2 separate regions of the Homo sapiens genome follow, and region 1 is linked to region 2. The links are chromatin loops, found by intact Hi-C in ENCODE. Cell type or tissue: psoas muscle. All regions are shown on one strand. Each heading gives the region's core, and the rest is flanking DNA. Links, peaks and the distances in the headings are about the cores only. Region 1 overlaps CHD2 (chromodomain helicase DNA binding protein 2). Region 2 overlaps CHD2 (chromodomain helicase DNA binding protein 2).

The links. Peaks named below come from ENCODE experiments on the same cell type or tissue, not always from the same donor. Only the 100,000 strongest peaks of a DNase experiment are listed, where the experiment ranks them.
Region 1: a loop joins it to region 2, with 2.0 times the contacts of the local background. A loop is called at or near these places in 22 of 110 quality-filtered maps.

What each region holds. Positions count from the first base shown.
Region 1 is chr15:93,012,802-93,022,419 of GRCh38, forward strand. CHD2 (chromodomain helicase DNA binding protein 2) reads left to right here. Exons shown (of 39, transcript NM_001271.4): 37 at 1,895-2,108; 38 at 7,211-7,457. Among named protein-coding and RNA genes, the nearest start is that of RGMA, 72 kb to the right of the region's middle. In psoas muscle, for the core only: a CTCF peak has its summit at 5,920 (motif pointing left); no DNase peak of the experiment used is centred there; H3K27ac peaks cover 1,577 bases.
Region 2 is chr15:92,949,367-92,958,984 of GRCh38, forward strand. CHD2 (chromodomain helicase DNA binding protein 2) reads left to right here. Exons shown (of 39, transcript NM_001271.4): 14 at 3,991-4,207; 15 at 6,057-6,146; 16 at 7,093-7,283. Among named protein-coding and RNA genes, the nearest start is that of MIR3175, 50 kb to the left of the region's middle. RefSeq lists an enhancer at 323-1,522. In psoas muscle, for the core only: a CTCF peak has its summit at 5,402 (motif pointing right); no DNase peak of the experiment used is centred there; H3K27ac peaks cover 3,055 bases.

The sequences.
Region 1 (9,618 bases), core at 1,010-9,009, 63 kb after region 2:
TATTTGGTGTCCTTCCAGCTTTTGTATGGAAGGGGTCCTGCTACTCACTTGTGAGAGGTGCTCAGAAGTTGCCTCTCCTTTGGAATAGGGGGATGGGTGCAGAAGTGACATGGAGGAGGCTGCAGAGGCAGTGCTCCTTGTGTGGGTGTGCCCATTTGCAGATCTGCTGACTTGCCACATGGGCTGTACCCAAGTTGGACATTGAGTTCAATCTGTGAGCATTAAATACCACCTCCACTAATGCGTCAGCTCCATGAAGACAGAGATTTTATGTCTCTCATCTACTGCTGTGTTCTCAGCACATAGAATGGAATAGAATGGTGCTGGGGACAGGGAAGCACTCAGGAGTATTTGTTATGCTGTGCCCAGTGCTGTGTTGGCCTGTGAAGCAGCACCCTCAAGTAGTTGATGATTTAATTTTACATGGAAGAATATGTTATAGCAGTAACATACAGGAATCATATACTAATAAGCATTATAAAAAGTCTATAAATGGATAGTCCGGAAAGGCCCCAGGAGGGAATGAAATAGTTAGGAAAGGCCCTTTAGAAGGGAGTGAAAATTAGGAAGAGGGTCTGAAGTTGGACACATAATCATGAAAGACTTCATTCATTTAGGGATCAGAATGAATAACAAAACAGTATAAGCTGAATAACAAAAACAGTGGTATCCTACTAGTGGGAGTATACATTGTCACAACCTTTCTGGAGGAGAATTCAGCAAGATTTATTAAAAGACTAAAGCATGCAGTTTTGCTTCCAGGAATTTAGTTTTGAGAAGGAGATAGAGATTTAAACATGTTTATAATGGAAATGGCTTGGAAGCCCAACAGTAAGAAATACATTCAATGTGGCTAGGCGCGGTGGCTCGTGCCTGTAATCCCAGCACTTTGGGAGGCTGAGGCGGGTGGATCACTTGAGGCCGAGAGTTCGAGACCAGCCTGGCCAACGTGATGAAGCCTCATCTCTACATAAACTACAAATATTAGCTGGGTGTGGTGGCACATGCCTGTAGCCCCAGCCCCTCAGGAGGCTGAAGTGGGAGGATCGCATGAGACCAGGAGGTGGAGGTAGCAGTGAGCTGAGATGGCATCACTGAATGCCTGCGACAGAGTGAGACTCTGTCTCAAAAAAAAAAAAAAAAAAAAAAAAAAAATACAGAAAACAAAAACATTCAGTAGTTCATGATATATCCATATTGGGGAGTATTAATCAGTTATTAAACATAATATTGTAGAAATAAGTATTTACATGGAAAGATTTTCACAATACATGAAGTGAAAAATGAATACCAAATATTTTTGTTTAAAATATAACTACAAAAAAAAGCTTAGAAAAATACGTGCCAAATTATTAACAGTAATTCCCTTGCTGGTTAGGATTTGGGTCACTTTATTTTTTTTATTGTGTGATTTTTTTTATATCAAACATTTGACTTGTGTGATAAGGAGTAATGTTACTCCAACATTCAGATATTTAGCTTGATGACTTGGGCATAGGAGTTAGTTCCCACTGGACAGTCGAGGGTTGTTTGTTGTGGTTAGCCTTGGAAAGTTGGTAGTCTTGGTTTTACATGGTCCAGGATGATCCTCTGAGAGTGCCGCCAGCCTGGGCGCCTACACCATACCCTGTACAGTGACATCTAGCAGTCTATGCATGTGTTCTTGCAGGTACTTAGCAGTAATGGTCAAACTCAGCATAAATTCCACTGAGTTCCCCCAGCAAATAGCCTAACAGTGGAATTTATGAGCCTTTTTTTTGTTAGGAGGTAGTAAACGCCAGTTCAGAAGTTTAAGAAGGACAAGAAGGAGCTGTTTAGAGGTGATAGCCTTTATTCTTCTCTGGGGAATTAAGCCTGGGATCTTGAGCTTCTTTGGTTTCCTTTTACTCTTTAGGAGCAAAAGAAGAAAGACGACGTGACTGGGGGTAAGAAACCATTTCGTCCAGAGGCCTCAGGCTCCAGCCGGGACTCTCTGATATCTCAGTCCCATACCTCACACAACCTTCACCCTCAGAAGCCTCATTTGCCTGCCTCCCATGGCCCACAGATGCATGGACACCCAAGAGATAACTACAATCACCCCAACAAGAGACACTTCAGTAATGCAGGTAGGTCATTAAGTGGAGTTTTTAAAAGAGGTGCCAAAAGATAAAAAATTCACACAGCCGTTTCATTTTCCAAAGACACTGGCTAGACTTCTGTGCTTTATTATCTTCTAACACTTTATTGTCCTCTCTTTTCTTAATGAGAGAAAGCATGAAATAAAGATCCCCCAATTTTTTTTTTTGTTTGTTTGAGACTGAGTCTTGCTCTGTCACCCAGGCTGGAGTGCAGTGGCACAATCTCGGCTCACTGCAACCTCCACCTCCTGGGTTCAGGCGATTCTCGTCCCTCAGCCTCCCGAGTAGCTGGGATTACAGATGTGCACCACCACGCTGAGCTAATTTTTAAATTTTTAGTAGAGACAGGGTTTTGCCATGTTGGCCAGGCTGGTCTCAAACTCCCGGCGCCATGTGATCTGCCCACCTCAGCCTCCCAAAATGTTGGGATTACAGGTGTGAACCACTGCGTCTGGCCCCCAGGACTATTATTTCAACTTCCGATTAAGAAGAACCCAGCTAACATGAACAAACGAAAAAGACTGAGGGAGAAGTTTACATTCTGTATGACAGTGAAATGGTTAAAACTGCTAATCTTGAAAGAGCTCTTGTAAATTGAGAACAAAACAATAACTGAATAGAAAAATGGGCAATCAACAGAGTGAAGAGACAGTTTATGTAAGGGGAGAAAATATTACCAACCGTACATCTGATAAGGGGATAATATCCAAACTGTGTAAGGAACTCAGCTCCTTATGTAGCAGGAAGGCAAATGCTCGATTAAAAAGTGGGTAAAGGACCTGAATAGACATTTCTCAAAAGAAGACATACAGATTGCCAACAGGTATATGAAAAAATGCTCAGCATGACTGATCATCAGGGAAATGCAAATTAAAAGCACGATGAGATATCACTTCACACTTGTTAGGATGGCTAGTACCAAAAAGTCAAAAGATAAGGGTTGCCAAGGATGTGGAGGAAAGGGAACCCAGCGCATTGTTGCTGGGAATGTAAGTTAGTGCAGCCATTATGGAAAACAATGCAGAGATGCCTCAAAAAAATCACAAACAGAACTACCATATGATGCAGCAGTCCCTTTACCAGGTATATATTCAACGAAAATGAAATCAGTTATGTTGAAGAAATGCCTGCACTTACATATTCATTGCAGCATTATTTACGATAGCCAAGATACGTAATCATCCTAAGTGCCCATCAGCAGGTGAGTGGATAAAGAAAATGTGTATATACACAATCGAATAGTATTCAGCTTTAAAAAGAAGGAAATCCTGTCGTTCGCAACAACATGGTTGAATCTGGAGGGCATTTATGTTAAGTGAAATAAGTGAGGCACAGAAAGAGAAAAACTGCATATTCTCACTTACGTATGGAATCTGAAAAAGTCAAACTCATAGAAGCAGGGAGTAGAACAGTAGTTACCAGGGTCGGAGGGCAGGGGAGAATTGGGAAGATATTAACAACGGAGATAAAATTTCAGTTAGATATGAGGAATAAGTTGAGAAATCTGTTGTACAGCATGGTGACTGTAGTTAATAACAATGTATTATATAAGTGAGGTAGTGCATATGTTAATTAGGCTGATTGAGCCATTCCATAATGTATATGTATTTTAAAACATTGCATTGTAATCAATAAATACATACAATTTTTAATTGTCTATTAAAAAATTTGTACAGTCTGGGCAACATAGACTCAGTCTCTACAAAAGTGTGAAAATTAGCTAGGCGTAGTGGCGTAGTAGTCCCAGCTACTTGGGAGGCTGAGGTGGGAGAATTTCTTAGGCCTGGGAGGTGGAGGTTGCGGTGAGCCAGGATTGCACCACTGCGCTCCAGTCTGGGCAATAGAGTGAGACCGTCTCAAAAAAAAAAAAAAATTGCAGTTTTGAAACAAAACTCAAAGGAATCCAGATTGAATTAAAATTTTGGAAATTTGATTAGAAAAAAACTCTGTGGAGCTTATCCATTGTTTTAAAACAAAATGAGCAAAAGTTATGAATTAGACAGTTCATGTAAAAGAGAAAATTCAAATGGCCAATATGACGAGATGACCAACCTTGCTACTAGGAAAATATAAATTAAAGCAACAATAGGTTAATCAATTTTTTTACCCATTCAGATCATCAAAAATTAAAAAGGGAAATACACACCGATTGCTAAGAGTGTGAATTGCTATAATCTTTGCAGAAAATAATCTGAAAACCCACTCTGCGGGTTGTCTGTTCCTCCAGCAGTGGTCCCTGCCTGGGAAAGACCCAGATCCTTAGCCTGTTGCAGGTGCTCAGGATCACTGATCTCTTCAGTGGTGACAGAAGTCATCTCTTAACTCTTTGAGGTTTTCTGCTCTGTGGAATCTTAGTCCTTCTAGTCCTCATTGCTTTAGCTGCTCTTTGATGCCTTTAAACACTTCTTTCTTTTTTTGGGAGATGGAGCCTCGCTCTGTCACCCAGGCTGGAGTGTAGCGGCGGCACGATCTTGGCTCACTGCAACCTCCACCTCCCGGGTTCAAGCGATTCTCCTGCCTCAACCTCCCAAGTAGCTGGGATTACAGGCACACACCACCATGCCGGGCTAATTTTTTTTTTTTTTTTTTTTTTTTTTTGTATTTTTGTACAGACAGGGTCTCACCATGTTGGCCAAGGTGGTCTTGAACTCCTGACCTCAGGTGATCCATTCGCCTCAGCCTCCCAAAGTGTTGGGATAACAGGCGTGAGCCACTGCGCCTGGCCTAAACGCATTCTTTTTAATCTTCCCTTTCTCATTGTTTTTGGCAGGATGTAATTCTGCTACAAGCTACCCTGCCTGGAAGCATTACGTTCTATGTTCTGTAATCTTAAAAATCTGAGTTCAAAATTATTTCATCACCATTTTGTTGAGGGAAAGAAAGCTAATGATTTTGCAGAATGATTGGGAAATGTTTCCCTGTTCTTAGATGTAGTTGCATCAGTTATACTGGCTTTTTTCTAGTATTAGGCTGTTTTTGTGTTTTGTATACGATGTCACTTATTTTATATTCTGAATCCTTTACAATAACTTCTTACTAAATACATTCTTTTATTTAAACCTTGGATTCCTCACCCATCTTTTTAATAGCTCAATACTTTGTAACCTGTGATTTACCTCACAGAGGGTTTAAGAAGAAAGAAAATCTCTTTGATTTACTCCAGAAAAAATGAACTAGCTTGAGTTTTAAGCACCTCTACAAAACCACAGACATTGACACCCTGTTAGAAATCTCACTTTCCATTTGATATGAAGCCATCCTCAAGTGATCCTTCGCATATTTAGAAGGTGTCTCTTTTTGTTGTTATTTGTTAATTCTTAGGGTGAATAGTCAAAAGTTTTTTACTTTGTGGTGCTCTCATCTGATCTACCCAGGTCAGCCATGAATTTAAGCCACTGGTGGACTGTACATCATATTAATGCTATCAGTTTCTGAGCTCAGCACTTCCTTAATGGTGTTGTTCTTCAGCTCTGTAGAAAAAAGCTGGAAGGCCAGTAAAATGAGTAGAGACACTTATTTGGTGGCATGTCTTTGATCTTCACATAATTATAGACAGAAGATGGATTTTTCCATGAGGTCATAGGTTCCTTTTGGTTAGTCCTCTGTATTAGTTTCCTAGGGCTGTATATAACAAAGTATCACAGACTAGGTGGCTTCAAACATCAAACATTTATTTTCTCACATTTCTGGAGACCAGGAAGTCTGATATCAAGGTGTCAGCAGGGTTGGTTCCTTCTGGAGGCTCCGAGGGAAAAGCTGTTCCATGCCTCTCTTCTGCCTTCTGGTGGCTGCCAGCAGTTCTTGGCGTTCTTGACTCACGCCGATTTCTGCCTCCATCTTTGCATAGCCTTCTCCTATGCATAGCCTGTCATAGCTCCCTCTGCCTTTATTTTGAAAGGATGCCTGTCCTGGAATTTGTAGCCCAACCTAAATTCAGGATGATGTCATCTAGAGATTTTTAACTTAATTACATCTGCAAAGACCTAGGTAAAATCACACTCACAGGCTCTGGGTGGACATGACATTTTGGTAGCCACAGTTTAACTCTCCATCCCTGGACTTCTGTGTCTTCACTACATTTTCTGATTCAAGTGAGTATGATTCTTTTCCTTAGGAGAAAAGGAAGGCTACAGAAGTTAAAAGGATTGTAGTTTGGCCTTAATCCGTAAGAGACAGAGCACTGATCCAAGCTCAAAGTTAGAGAAATTACTTTTTTATAGGAGGAGGTCCATTTTTGTGTGTGTGTGCAGAATAGGGAAGAATAATAGAATCGGTGAGTGTAGTCTGGAGAGATTTTCAGAGACCAGGCACAGCAGGTACCAGCAGGTGAAATAAACGTTAGATGTGTAACCGGAGGATATTACTCGCAGCTGTGAAACTCAGCGGTATCATTTTCTGAATTAGTTTGGTTTTGTTGTTAAGAGTCTGCCACAGATTGGAAGGTTAAACAGGTATGGAGAGTGAAAAGCGGTAGTTGTTAAGATTTCAGAAGGAGAGGAGTAGTAAATTTTGCCTTAAAATTTTGTTGGAAAGAATGTTTAGGAGTCATTACTGATACGTTAGCCAGCAGCAACAAGACCAAGAAGAAAGAAATTTAATGTCTGTTTGTAACATGTGTCAGGCTTTCAGTTTGAACTTCAGCAAAGTAGTGCTTACTTCAGCAGCATACCTACAAGAATTGGAACAATACAGAGAAGATTGGTGTGGAAGAAAACAAAAATAAAAAATAAGGCTGGGCGTGGTGGCTCACAGCTGTAATCCCAGCACCTTGGGAAGCTGAGGCGGGCGGATCACCTGAGGTCAGGAGTTTGAGACCAGCCTAGCCAACATGGTGAAACCCTGTCTCTACTAAAAATTCAAAAATTGGGCAGGCATGGTGGCGGGTGCCTGTAGTCCCATCTACTTGGGAGGCTGAGGCACGAGAATCGCTTGACCCAAGAGATGGAGATTGCAGTGATCTAAGATCGTGCCACTGCACTCCAGCCTGGGCAAACAGAGCACGACTCCATCTCCAAAAAAAAAAAAATTGTAGTGAAAGTGAAATTCATCCATTTCTTGCAGTCATCAGATCATTCTTTCTTTTCCTGCAGATCGAGGAGACTGGCAGAGGGAAAGAAAGTTCAACTATGGTGGTGGCAACAACAATCCACCATGGGGAAGCGACAGGCACCATCAGTATGAGCAGCACTGGTACAAGGACCACCATTATGGGGACCGGCGACATATGGATGCCCACCGTTCCGGAAGCTATCGACCCAACAACATGTCCAGAAAGAGGCCTTATGACCAGTACAGCAGTGACCGAGACCACCGGGGACACAGAGATTATTATGACAGGTATGCAAAAGGCTGTGAGACACCAGGTGCCAACCTTTGCCAGGAGCTGTTTCTAGGGAGAAAGTGACGTATACATGAATGTATTTATCTATCAAATTACTGAAGATCTCATCATGCATGTGTCAGCCACAGCGAATCCCATGTCTTGGTTATAGGTTTTATGTTTTGTTTTGTGGGTCATAGGGAGCACATTTCACCTGTGCAGGAAAAGAGTTTTCTGCCGTCTTTTGAGGAAATCTAGTGAAGAGGTCGCCATAAAATATTAGAGTCAACAACCAAAATTATTAAGCTCTGTGCGAGGCTGTCAGCCACACTAGGTATCAGGGATCCCGAGATGGGTACCAGCCCACAGTCCTTACCTGCCACGAGCCCATAATTGAAGAGTCAAAGTCTTCTGAAGCTGCACCCTCTTTACTTCAGTACAATGCCACCAGTAGTACGATGAGCCGAAGCTTTACATTGTGAGAGTAGCAAGTCCAGGGAGAGCTAAAGAGGTTTTATCTGTATTTCCTAATTTCAAATCTTGGATAATTTAACCTCATAGCAGCTTTGGTTTTCCCTGGGCTGATGATGTGCGTCATTTGCACTGTACCTTGAATTTACAGTGGGAAAATTTCATATAAACGTGTCAAAGTCGTGCTTTGTTTTTGGAAGATCTGGTAACAGCAGCCCGCATTAGCAGAGAGCTGTAGCTGAGTAGCTGCCACCTCGTTGGGAGACTGCCCCTCGCTCCCACCCTTCTCTATTGTCTGGACCCAGTGGGCATCTTGCCCTGCGTTCTTCTAGTAGGTCTGTATTTCTATTTGATGTCACTTTCCTTTTGCCTGAAGGACTTTTTCTGCTGGTGATAAACTCTTTCAGTGTTTGTATATATGCCTGAAAAAGTATTTTGCCTTCATTTTTGAAAGTAGTTTTTGCTGAGTGTATACATTTTTGGCTTTACAGTTTCTTTCAGTGCTTTAAAGATGTACCTCTGCTATTTACTTGCATTGTTTTGTGATGAAAAATCTGTCATCCTTATCTTTGTTCCTCTTTACATAATGTTCCTTTTAAAAAAAATCACTGATTATGATGTGCCTTGGTGTATTTTTCCTTGGTTTCTTGTGCTTGGAAATTTTTGAACTTCTTGGATCTGTGGGTTTATTGTTTCCATAAAATTTGGAAATTTTTACAATCTTCTTCAAATATTTTTTCTGATCCCCCACTCTCTCTTCTTCTTTGGAGATTCTCATTACACCTATATTAGCTTGCTTGAAGTTGTCTCACAGCTCACTTGTATTCTGTTGACTTTTAAAAAATTATGCTTTCTGTTTCACTGTGGATAGTTTCTATTGCTACCTCTTCAAGTTCACTAATACTTTCCTTTTCAATGTCAAGACTGCTGTGAGGCCCATCCAGTGTACTTTGCATTTTATACATTGTAGTTCTAAAAGTTCGGAAAGTTGTTTTTGGGTCTTTTTATATATGTTCTGTGTCTAACCTTTTAAAACCTGGAACACAGATATAACAATGGTTTTGATGTCCTTGTCTGCGAATCTTATCACTTGGGTCAGTTTCAGTTGATACCTCCTCACTGTGGGTCTTGCTCCCCTGGTGCTTTCTGTGCCTAGTAATTTTTGTCAGATGCCAGATGTAACATTTACCTTGTTGGGTGCTGGATATTTCTGTATTCCTGTAAGTATTCTGGAGCTTTGTTATGAGTTGCAGGTTATTTGGAAGCAGTTTCCTTTTTCAGGTCTTGCTGTTAAGATTCGTTAGGTAGAACCAGAGCAGTGCTCAGTCAAGGGCTAATGATTGCCCACCCCCAAGGTAAAGAGCCTCATTGCACTCTACCCAATTGCGTTAGTCTGTTTTGCAGGAATACCTGAGGCTGGGTAATTTATAGAGAAAAGAGTTTTATTTGGCGCACAGTTCCGCAGGCTGTACAAGCATAGCACCAGCATCTGGTTGGCTTCTGGAGAGGCCTCAGGGAGCTTTTACTCATGGTGGAAGGTGAAGTGGCAGTAGGCGTCCCATGGCAAGAGAGGGAGCAAGAGAGAGAGGAGGAGGTGCCAGCCTCTTTTAAAGCACCAGCTCTCACGTGAACTCAGAGAACTCACTCATTATCACAAGGACAGCACCAAGCCATTTATGAGGGATCTGCCCAAACACCTCCCACTAC
Region 2 (9,618 bases), core at 1,202-9,201:
TAGCAAGTTAAGTCACTCAAATCTTTAATGTGGAAGGAGTTACTCAGAAGAAAGAAGAAGATGTCTTTTTCACATGTATTTTCTTTCTAGGCCAGGGAAGCCTTTAAATTAATTTCCTACAGTAGTGCTGTAGAGAGTGTGATTCCCCTCCCTTCACTCCACTCCCTACCTATATAGTCTGTAGGATTATCCTGTTCAGAGGAAGGTTGAACCTGTGAAAGTATCCTTTTTATAAGACCACGTTAATCTTGGGGGGGTGAAAAAAAGATGAGACAGTGATAGCACTGGAGGTTTAAAGGTACTTTTGGGAAGTACTTACAAATTTCCTTCACCAATTTCAAGTAGTTCCTAATTACTAAGTGCTAGGTGTTAGAAACAAATGCTTGTTCCTCGGTGCTGAAAAGAACTAGTGCTCAAGGAATTTTCTCAGCAAGGCAATTTTACTTTCTGCAGAAAGGGTGCTTCTTGGAAGCCTAATTGTCATGAGAGCACACCGAACAAAGAAAAGCAGAGGTTTTTATCCCTGACTCATTGGGTTCTTACTGCTGCGTCCTGTCTCCATTGGCTGGAGCTGGACCGCACAATCTAGACTGATTCCGATTGGCTAAAAGCTTAAAACTTTCCTAAATAGATAAACGCGCAGTGGAAAACAAAGGAAGGGGGTTGTTTACAGGAAATTAGGAGAATAATAACATTTCCAAATAAGGAAGGGGTGTAGGCTGTAAGCTGGGAAATGCCTGGGCACGTTCGGACATGTCTGAGCAGGTTATAGTCCAGAACAAATAACCTGGTTAAAGTACAAGGACATAGAATGTACTTATTCCCTTACTATATTTAACAGCCACATAGGGCTTAACAAAGAGTTATTAGCAAAAAGCAAGGGAGCTTGAAGGAAGTTAATTTCTAAAAGAAACTGTTATTTCTAACACTTGTTATTTATTCTTTAACAAAAAGGGAAACTTTGAAGAGGAACTTTTTACTTTTCACATGCGGATCCATTAGTCCTCGAGAATTTAACAGTGAACCTATATAGATGTATTTTGCTGTCCTTACAGAACATGCAGTGTAAGAAGTACCTTTAATGCCAACCTACACACTTCTTTCCCGAAGTACCCAATTAAGTGCAAATGCTTAATGTCTTTAGTGTTTTATAGTAAAGCAAAAAATCCTTATTTAGAATTAGAAGTACAGGCCTGTGCAACATGGCAAAACCCCATCTTTACCAAAAAATACAAAAATTAGCTGGACATGGTGGCATGCTTATGTAGTCTCAGCTACTTGGGGGCTGAGGTGGGAGGATCGCTTGAGTCCAGGAGGCCAAGGTTGCAGTGAGCCATTTTCGCACCATTGCACTCCAGCCTGGGTGACAAAGTGAAACTTCACCTTAAAAAAAAAAAAAAGGACAGCTTAAAAAATATTTTTCCCCTCATTGCTGAAAGGAAGCTTTCTAGTTATAGAGATGCATTTACAGTGACTTTTTCCCAAGTGAACCATCTCCTACTTTTTATCTGATAAAATCTAGTACAATATTTAATACTCAGTTGTGAAAATTAGGTGTCTTGAGAAGATTGAGAATGTGGGTTTGATATAATGATTCTGAATTGCTTAAAAATGATTTTTCCTTTTAGAGGTTAGTGGGACCTAATTCATCTAAATGACAGTTAATAAAAGTTAGATGAACTTTAATTGTGATCTAATCCTCTCATTTTATAATTGAAGACTCTTAGGAACAAAGGTGCCGTGTACCCATCCAGAGTCACATGGTGTTTTGTGTACAGTCCTTGGCCAGCATTTTTTAGACTTTTTATTTTTTAGTTTTTTTGAGACTGAGTTTTGCTCTGTTGCCCAGGCTGGAGCGCAGTGGCATGATCTTGGCTCACTGCAACCTCCGATTCCCAGGTTCACGTGATTCTCCTGCCTCAGGCTCTTGAGTAGCTGGGATTACACGCACGCACCACCATGCCTGGCTAATTTTTGTATTTTTAGTAGAGACGGGGTTTCACCATGTTGGCCAAGCTGGTCTTGAACTCCTGACCTCAAGTGATCTGCCTGCCTTGGCCTCCCAAAGTGCTGGGATTACAGCCATGAGCCACCGTGCCTGGCCAGCATTTTTTTACTTTAAACCAAAGGAATAAAAATCAGTTGAAAAGGGCTCAAGCACCTGTTAAGCCCTGGTCACAGGAATGTTACTACATTACATAATGTGCTATTTTGGTCTGGTTCCAGAAAAACAGGTGAATCAATTCAAACCTACTGTAGTCTGTATATGTAGACAATGGCATTTTCTAGGGGCAGGAAATACTGGAGAAACTTAACTGTGCTTCCTCCTGAATAGTATTGAAAAGTGAGGGAAATAAGAAGGAAATTACTCAAAGGAATATACTACATCGTTTAAACTGTGTAGAAAATTAGGTGTACCTGAGATGTATAGGGGTATGGCTTCATCATTCTCCCTTTCCCAAGTGTGATCTTCTTTGTTTCTGTATTTTACCCTTTAAACTAGCTAGTTTGTAGAACACAGAAGGTATTTTTAGAAATTATGTCTTTTTGGTGAATTAAATGTCTTGTTTTTTGAATCAGTTAGGTTGCCTTTAACTCATAAATTACTTTTAGTTCTTTCTGATTTGCTGATTAAGCACATATTATATATACGTGCAAACTTTCAGTGTCCTTATTTTCCAGAACCTTTTTATAATGTTTGCAATCTGATGTCTTACATGTAATCCTAATTTCCTGCCAAAATGACTGTATTCTGTTTCCCAAATATATTTTCCTAACTCTGGCTGTTTCTTCAATTTTAAATGTTTTTCTTAGATATTCTTTTTCCATTAATATCCTGTTGAAATCTAGCCCATTTTGTAGAGTAGTGTTTCTCAAACTGTGGTTTTAAGGTAGTGCTTCCCAACCTTTTTGGCACTAGGGACTGGTTTCGTGGAAGACAATTTTTCCACAGGCTGGGGAGGAGGGAGGGGGATGGTTTCTGGATGATTCAAGCACATTACATTTATTGTGCACTTTATTTCTATTATTATTACATTATACTATATAATGTAGAATCAGTGGGAGCCCTGAGTTTGTTTTTCTGCAACTGGACGGTCCCATCTGGGGGTGATGGGAGACAGCAACAGATCACCAGGCATTAGGTTCTCATAAGGAGTGTGCAACGTAGATCCCTCACATGTGTAGTTCATAGTGGGGTTCATGCTCCTATGAGAATCTAATGCCGTTGCTGATCTGACAGGAGGCGGAGCTCAGGCACTAATGCCAGCAATGGGGAGCGGCTGAAAATACATATGAAGCTTCCCTCCCTCACCCGCTGCTCACCTTCTGCTGTGCAGCTGGGTTCCCGAGTGGGGAATCCTGGTCTGGTCTAAGGAATACCTGAGTCAGAATCTCCAAAGGTGTTTGTCAGCCCTTTTCCATATATTGTTTAGTATATCTAGGGTGGGGTCCACAAGTATGATCTGTAGCCTACCCCTGCTTTAGACCAAAGTGTATTTAAAACAAGCCCCATGCACCTATACATGTAGGTCTAGGAAATAGTGTGGGTGGCATTAAACAACCCAGTGGCCTGCAGTGGAATGGGGTGGGCCAGCCACAGGATTCACCAGCGGTGCTGATAGCTTTCTCTATTGATGGAGTCTAAGGTTACATGCTTGTCTTCACTTTTTACAAAGCCTGTCTTCTCTGTGATAAAAGATAGCCTATGGAAGGTGATGTGAAAAGCCTAAAGGTAAAGAGTCTGACAAGGCTGTCATAGTAATCCAAGTCTAGGTAGGCCACTTGTTATTCTGCTTTTTATGGTTTCTACTTTCTTCCTTATGTTGAAAGCTGAAGTAATTGCAGATGAGAAGAAATACATTTGAGGCTTATGAATGACACCTTGCTTGGCTGTTATTGTGAAGCATTGGTGTCGTTGCTGTTTATGCACATTCTGTGTTTTGGTGAACTAATGATTTTTTTGTTTTTATTTATTTTTTCTTTCTGCAGAAATAATAGTGTAATCCTTGCTGATGAAATGGGCCTAGGAAAGACCATCCAGACCATATCATTCCTCTCCTACCTGTTCCACCAACACCAGCTGTATGGCCCCTTTCTTATAGTCGTCCCTTTATCCACCCTCACCTCATGGCAGAGAGAGTTTGAAATCTGGGCACCAGAGATTAACGTAGTGGTTTACATAGGTGACCTGATGAGCAGAAATACGGTGTGTAAACAAAAAGAGCTGGGTTAGAATCTGTGTTATAAATGTAATTTAGAAATTCACTTAAAGCCTTCAGTAGATCATCAGTAAAATTTGTGGTTATTATTCTGATACTGTGCTGTGTTCTCAATATTAGGAGGTTTATCTATCACAAAAGTGCAACTCAGATGTTCTTTAACAAATATGCTTACTAGTTAAAAAGCAACAGCAGTATGTGAGTGGGAATCTCTTTTAGCTGGGTTGCAATATTAAATTTTTCTTCTCTCTGCCCTTTTTACTTCTAAGATTGCTTTATATGAGATAATATGGAGTTAATACTTTGTGTAATATTAATATTATTTTTGCTTTCTCAATAGACATATTACTGAAAATAATCATTCTTCGAATTTCTTAATTTCTTAAACAGTGAGGTTGCATAACTTATAAAAAAGGAATAAAAGTAAAGGAAAACAAGCTATTTTAGGACTGTAGAAATAAGAATTATCCTAAACTGTTACCAAACTTTATTTGGGCATCATGAATTTAGAACACAGTGACTTAAGTTTATCTTTGTTTAGCAGATCTTTTCTTTATAGTAACTTTTTTTAAAGCACCTACTGTGTGCTAGATGTTGCGCTGGGTGCTTTACGTATAATACCTGTAATCTTCATGATAGTCTTCAAAGCTGATGGCATTCTTTCCTGCTACTGATGAAGAATTGACTCAGAGAGTCTTAACACGCGACCCTAGCGAGCAAGAATGTGGCAGAGCTCAGATTCGGACACAGGTGTTTCTATCTAGTCTAGAGCTTTGCTCTTTCATCACTGTATATAAACTATTTCTGGGAAATTGCTTGTAATAAGAGCAAGCCATTAGCAATGTTTAAATATTTGAGTTGCATGTTGTAACCATATATTTTCATACAAATTCAAATTTATTTTTGGTAAATACTTTCATTAAAATTGTGTAACTTAAACACTGGCTGATTTCATTGGCCTAATTTTGAGTTTCTAAGAATATAGTTTTAGCTTTGTTAAATCATTAGTTAACCGTTAAAGACGAAAAAAGAGAAATTTATAGGTTTACAAAATAGCGTAAAGCACTACATTCCAAAAATGATTGCAAACAAAGAAAATGAACTCTAAAAAATTGTAGTCAGAGAAGTTTTCCTTGCTATCTCCAGTTCTCCTTTTCTTTGTTCTTTTTACCCCCACTTGGGGGCGATCACCTGCAGGCACTTACTGTCTTGTTCTCCAGTTCCTAACTTGACAGCCAAACTGCAAGAGCGTTGTCATGAGTCTTCGTGCTTGCTGAGTGTCCAGTTATACTTCAGTATGAATGTACTCATCTTTGTGTTCTTTTACATTGACGTTATTATACGTATTGCATTATATTTTCATCTTACAAGCCTCCCTTTTTGTTGGGGGACATATCTCTTTGGTCTATGGTTGATGAAGTTCCAAAGGTTGGAATTTGTTTTACTTGTTAATATATGTATTTTCCTATTCAAAAAGTAAATAAATTGCATTTTTAAAAGAAATTTCTAAGGATCTGGGAGATCCCTTGTTGAGTTCCAATCACCAGGGTTCAGTAGCTGATGAAGTGCATTTTCTTCAGTAGATGTATTTCTGGGGGCCAGTTTCTTCTGATTCTGGCAATAAAGCTTTTGCTGTTCGGTGGTCAGTGTTTTAATTCTAACTCTTACTGCTTTATAGTTTGGTTGCTTAGGTCATTTTAGAATGTGAGATATTCATTGAATTCTAATCAGATTTATTTTTTATTTGGCATGTTTCTATTACATCAATCACAAAACTTATGTGATATAGAAAGGTAGAAGTAGAAATTATGTCTTAATTATGTTTTTTTCTTATAGATACGGGAATATGAATGGATTCATTCCCAAACCAAAAGATTGAAGTTCAACGCACTTATAACAACATATGAGATCCTCTTGAAAGATAAGGTGTGTAATTAATATCTAAAAGGCTAAATCTTTTCCAGTGCGACTTGTCCAGATGGTAGGGTCTGTTACTGTTCTGTGGAGCATGTTAGAAATAAATACTTGAAAGTTAAAAATAAAAAACAAATGGTAGGGTCTGTACCTCCTACTTGCCATGTTACTTTTCTTCTCTTATTTCAAAAAGCAAGCAAATGAACAACCAGAAAAATTACTTTTCAAAGGATATTAACGTTATAAATAGAAAACAGAACCCTATAGATGAGGGGACCTTAGGTCACCAAGTCCAGTTGAATTAAACAGAATGAAAGGGTATTGAATAGGTCAGTAACTTACCTGAGATTATTGTCAGTCATTGGATGCCATCTCAGGTATTTCCCTTGAATGTCATCTTAGGCATTTCCTATTGTATCATTGTTAAGGCATTTCTCCAGAAAAGATGATGTGAATGGTCTTTGTGAGGAGGACAAAAATAAGAAGCTCTTTAAATACCGCCTTTCTGCTAAGAAATATATGTGGTAGGTAGATCCCATTGGTATTAAGTGCAAACAAGTTGAGTTTGGTGGCTCTTGGTGTTTGTGTGCTTCAGGGTTGGGGTGGAGAATAGGCAAGAGAAGGACCATAATTAAGGGGAGAATACAGAATCATATGGTTTTTTTGTTTTATTTTTGCCCAGCATAGCAATTTTTGTGTTCTTGCTGTGGGGCATGCAGTAATAGCTGGTATAAGAGGCCCACCTATACCTTTTAGATGATGATACTCTCTTTTGAATAGCTACCAATCTGGCAACTAACAGAATAAACAGAAGAGGCCTAATATATATTGTCAGTGAAGAATAAATGTGTCAATTTATACCTTTGTAATGGTATTTATACAGAGATAATTAACACTTGAAAGCACTTGTGGGTTCCCTTCTGACCTGGTGGCTCGTTCTGTTTTGTTTTTACTTTAGACTGTGCTGGGCAGTATTAACTGGGCCTTTCTGGGAGTGGATGAAGCCCATCGGTTGAAGAATGATGACTCTTTATTGTATAAAACTCTGATTGATTTCAAGTCCAACCATAGGCTCCTGATTACGGGGACCCCTCTTCAGAATTCCCTCAAAGAGCTCTGGTCCTTGCTGCACTTTATTATGCCGGAGAAGTAAGCTCCTTCCTGTGTATTTCAAAAGATGCTAGAATGTCTGAAATGCCAATGCTTTTTAACTTTCTTAGTAGACCTTAGGGAAAACAGATGGCATGGTTTGGGGAAAGCAAAGCGTCAAATGGAGGCAGGGATGGCGGTAGTAAAATGTTTCATAATCAATGAAAGAAGGCACAGAAATTAGCCTGTTAAGGAGGAAAGCAGTATTGTCTGCTGAAAGGCTGAATTAGTTAATGCACTTGGGAAATAATTGTTAAATAGATAACATCAGACCTTTTCACTGTTGGTATAAGATAATCAATATAAGTAAAATGAAATATACAAGGTACACAAGCACTGAAAAGTATGTTATACTCAAATATCTGATAACCGAAGCATCAATTTTACATCTTATTCACGTATTATTAAAGAACTATGGAATGTGTTTATTGAAAAGATTTTTATGGGAGAGATGATATGCACATTTCATAAAACTTAAAATTATCCAATGGTATTCAGCGATACTTAGAATAACATCTATATTCATTAATTTGGAGGACTCCACTCAGTCTGGCCCCTTGACAATAGTCTGATTCCTCTCATCCACTTTCTCCATTACTCATTATGCTTCAGCCATTCTGGCTATCTTTCTGTCCCTTAAACATGCCAAGCCATTACTATTCCTTCTTGACTAGAATTATATTTCTTCTTGTCTTCACATGGCCAACCACCTTAATGTTTCAGCTCATCTTAAACGACCACCTCCTTTCAGAAATCTTTTGCAGATTGCCTAACCTAAAGTAGCCCTTTAGACATCTTATCCCTAACCTGTTTTAGTGTCTATATAGCATCTCTTTTTACATTTATGTTCTCATTCATCTCATGTCATTAAATTATGTATGAAAATCGCAGGGATTTTGTTTGCTTGATTCATTGCTGGTTCCCATTGTCTAGAATAGCACCTGGTGCACAGTAAACAATTCAGTTAATAGTTGTTCAGTTGATAGATATATGCTCTACAATCTTTTTTTTTTTAATTCAGGATTAAATTTTATTTTTTACTTTTATTTTTATTTTTAAATTTTAAATTTAAATTTGTTTAGTAACTTTATAGTTTGCAACCATCATCATTGTCCAGTTTTGGAACATTTTCCTCATCCCAAAAAGTTCCCCCTTGCTTGTTTGCAGTTAACCTCTGCTTCCACATATAGCCTTAGGCAACCAGTAATCAGCTTTTGTCTCTAGAGATTTACCTTTTCTAGAAGTTTTATATAAGTGGAATCCTAATATGTAGGCTTTTGTTTCCGGCTTCCTTCACTTAGCATATTTTTTTTGAGATTCATTCATGTCAGAGTCTGTCAGTAGGTGTTCTCTTTCATTGGGTAATATTTCATTGCATCCAGTTACCGGTTGATGGACATTTGGATTGCTTTGTTTTGGGGTTATTATATCTTTGTGTGGACATATGTTTTTCTTTCTCTTGCTTAGAGACTTAGGAATAGAATTGCTGGATTGTTTGGAAAGTTTATGTTTAACATTTTAGAAACTACCACGCTGTTTTCTAAAGTGACTACCATTGTGCAGTCCTACCAAAAATGTTTGAAGGTTCTAGTTTCCCTGCGTCATCACCAGGACTTGGTGCATTGTCAGTCTTTTTGATTCTAGCCGTTCTGGCGAATGTGTGTCATTGTGGTTTTGACTTGCATTTCCCTAATGACTAATGATGTTGAACGTCTTTTCATGTGTTCATTAGCCATTTGTATGTCTTTGGTGAAATTTCTATTCAAATGTTTTGGCATTTTAACTCAGGCGTCGTGTTCCGTCATTGGAACTCTAAGCATGTGGGAATTATTTATATCCTACTGCTCAAGGTCATTGCCAAGGTCTGATTGCAAAAAATTCAAAAAATTGCAACCTCTATCATAAATGGGTTAAAAAAATTGGATTGTTTGTCTTATTATGAGTTGAAGAGGTTTTTTATTTCTTTTAAAAAAATTCTAAAGACAAGTGCTTTATCAGTACAGTCCCCAACTTTCTATAGTTTGATGTAAAATGTTTTGACTTTTCAGTGGTATGAAAGCAATACACTTTCAGTAGAAAGTATACTTTGAATGAACACAACCATTCTGTTTTTCATTTTCAGTGTAATATTCGATAAATTACATGAGATATTCAACTCTTTATTATAAAGTTGGCTTTGCGTTAGGTGATTTTGCTCAATATCCTCATGATAAGCGTTCTGAGCACATTCAGGGTAGGCTACGGTGTGATGTTCTGTAGGTTAAGTGCATTAAATGCATTTTTGATTTAACAATGTTTTAAACTTACGATGGGTTTCTCAGGACATAACCCTGTT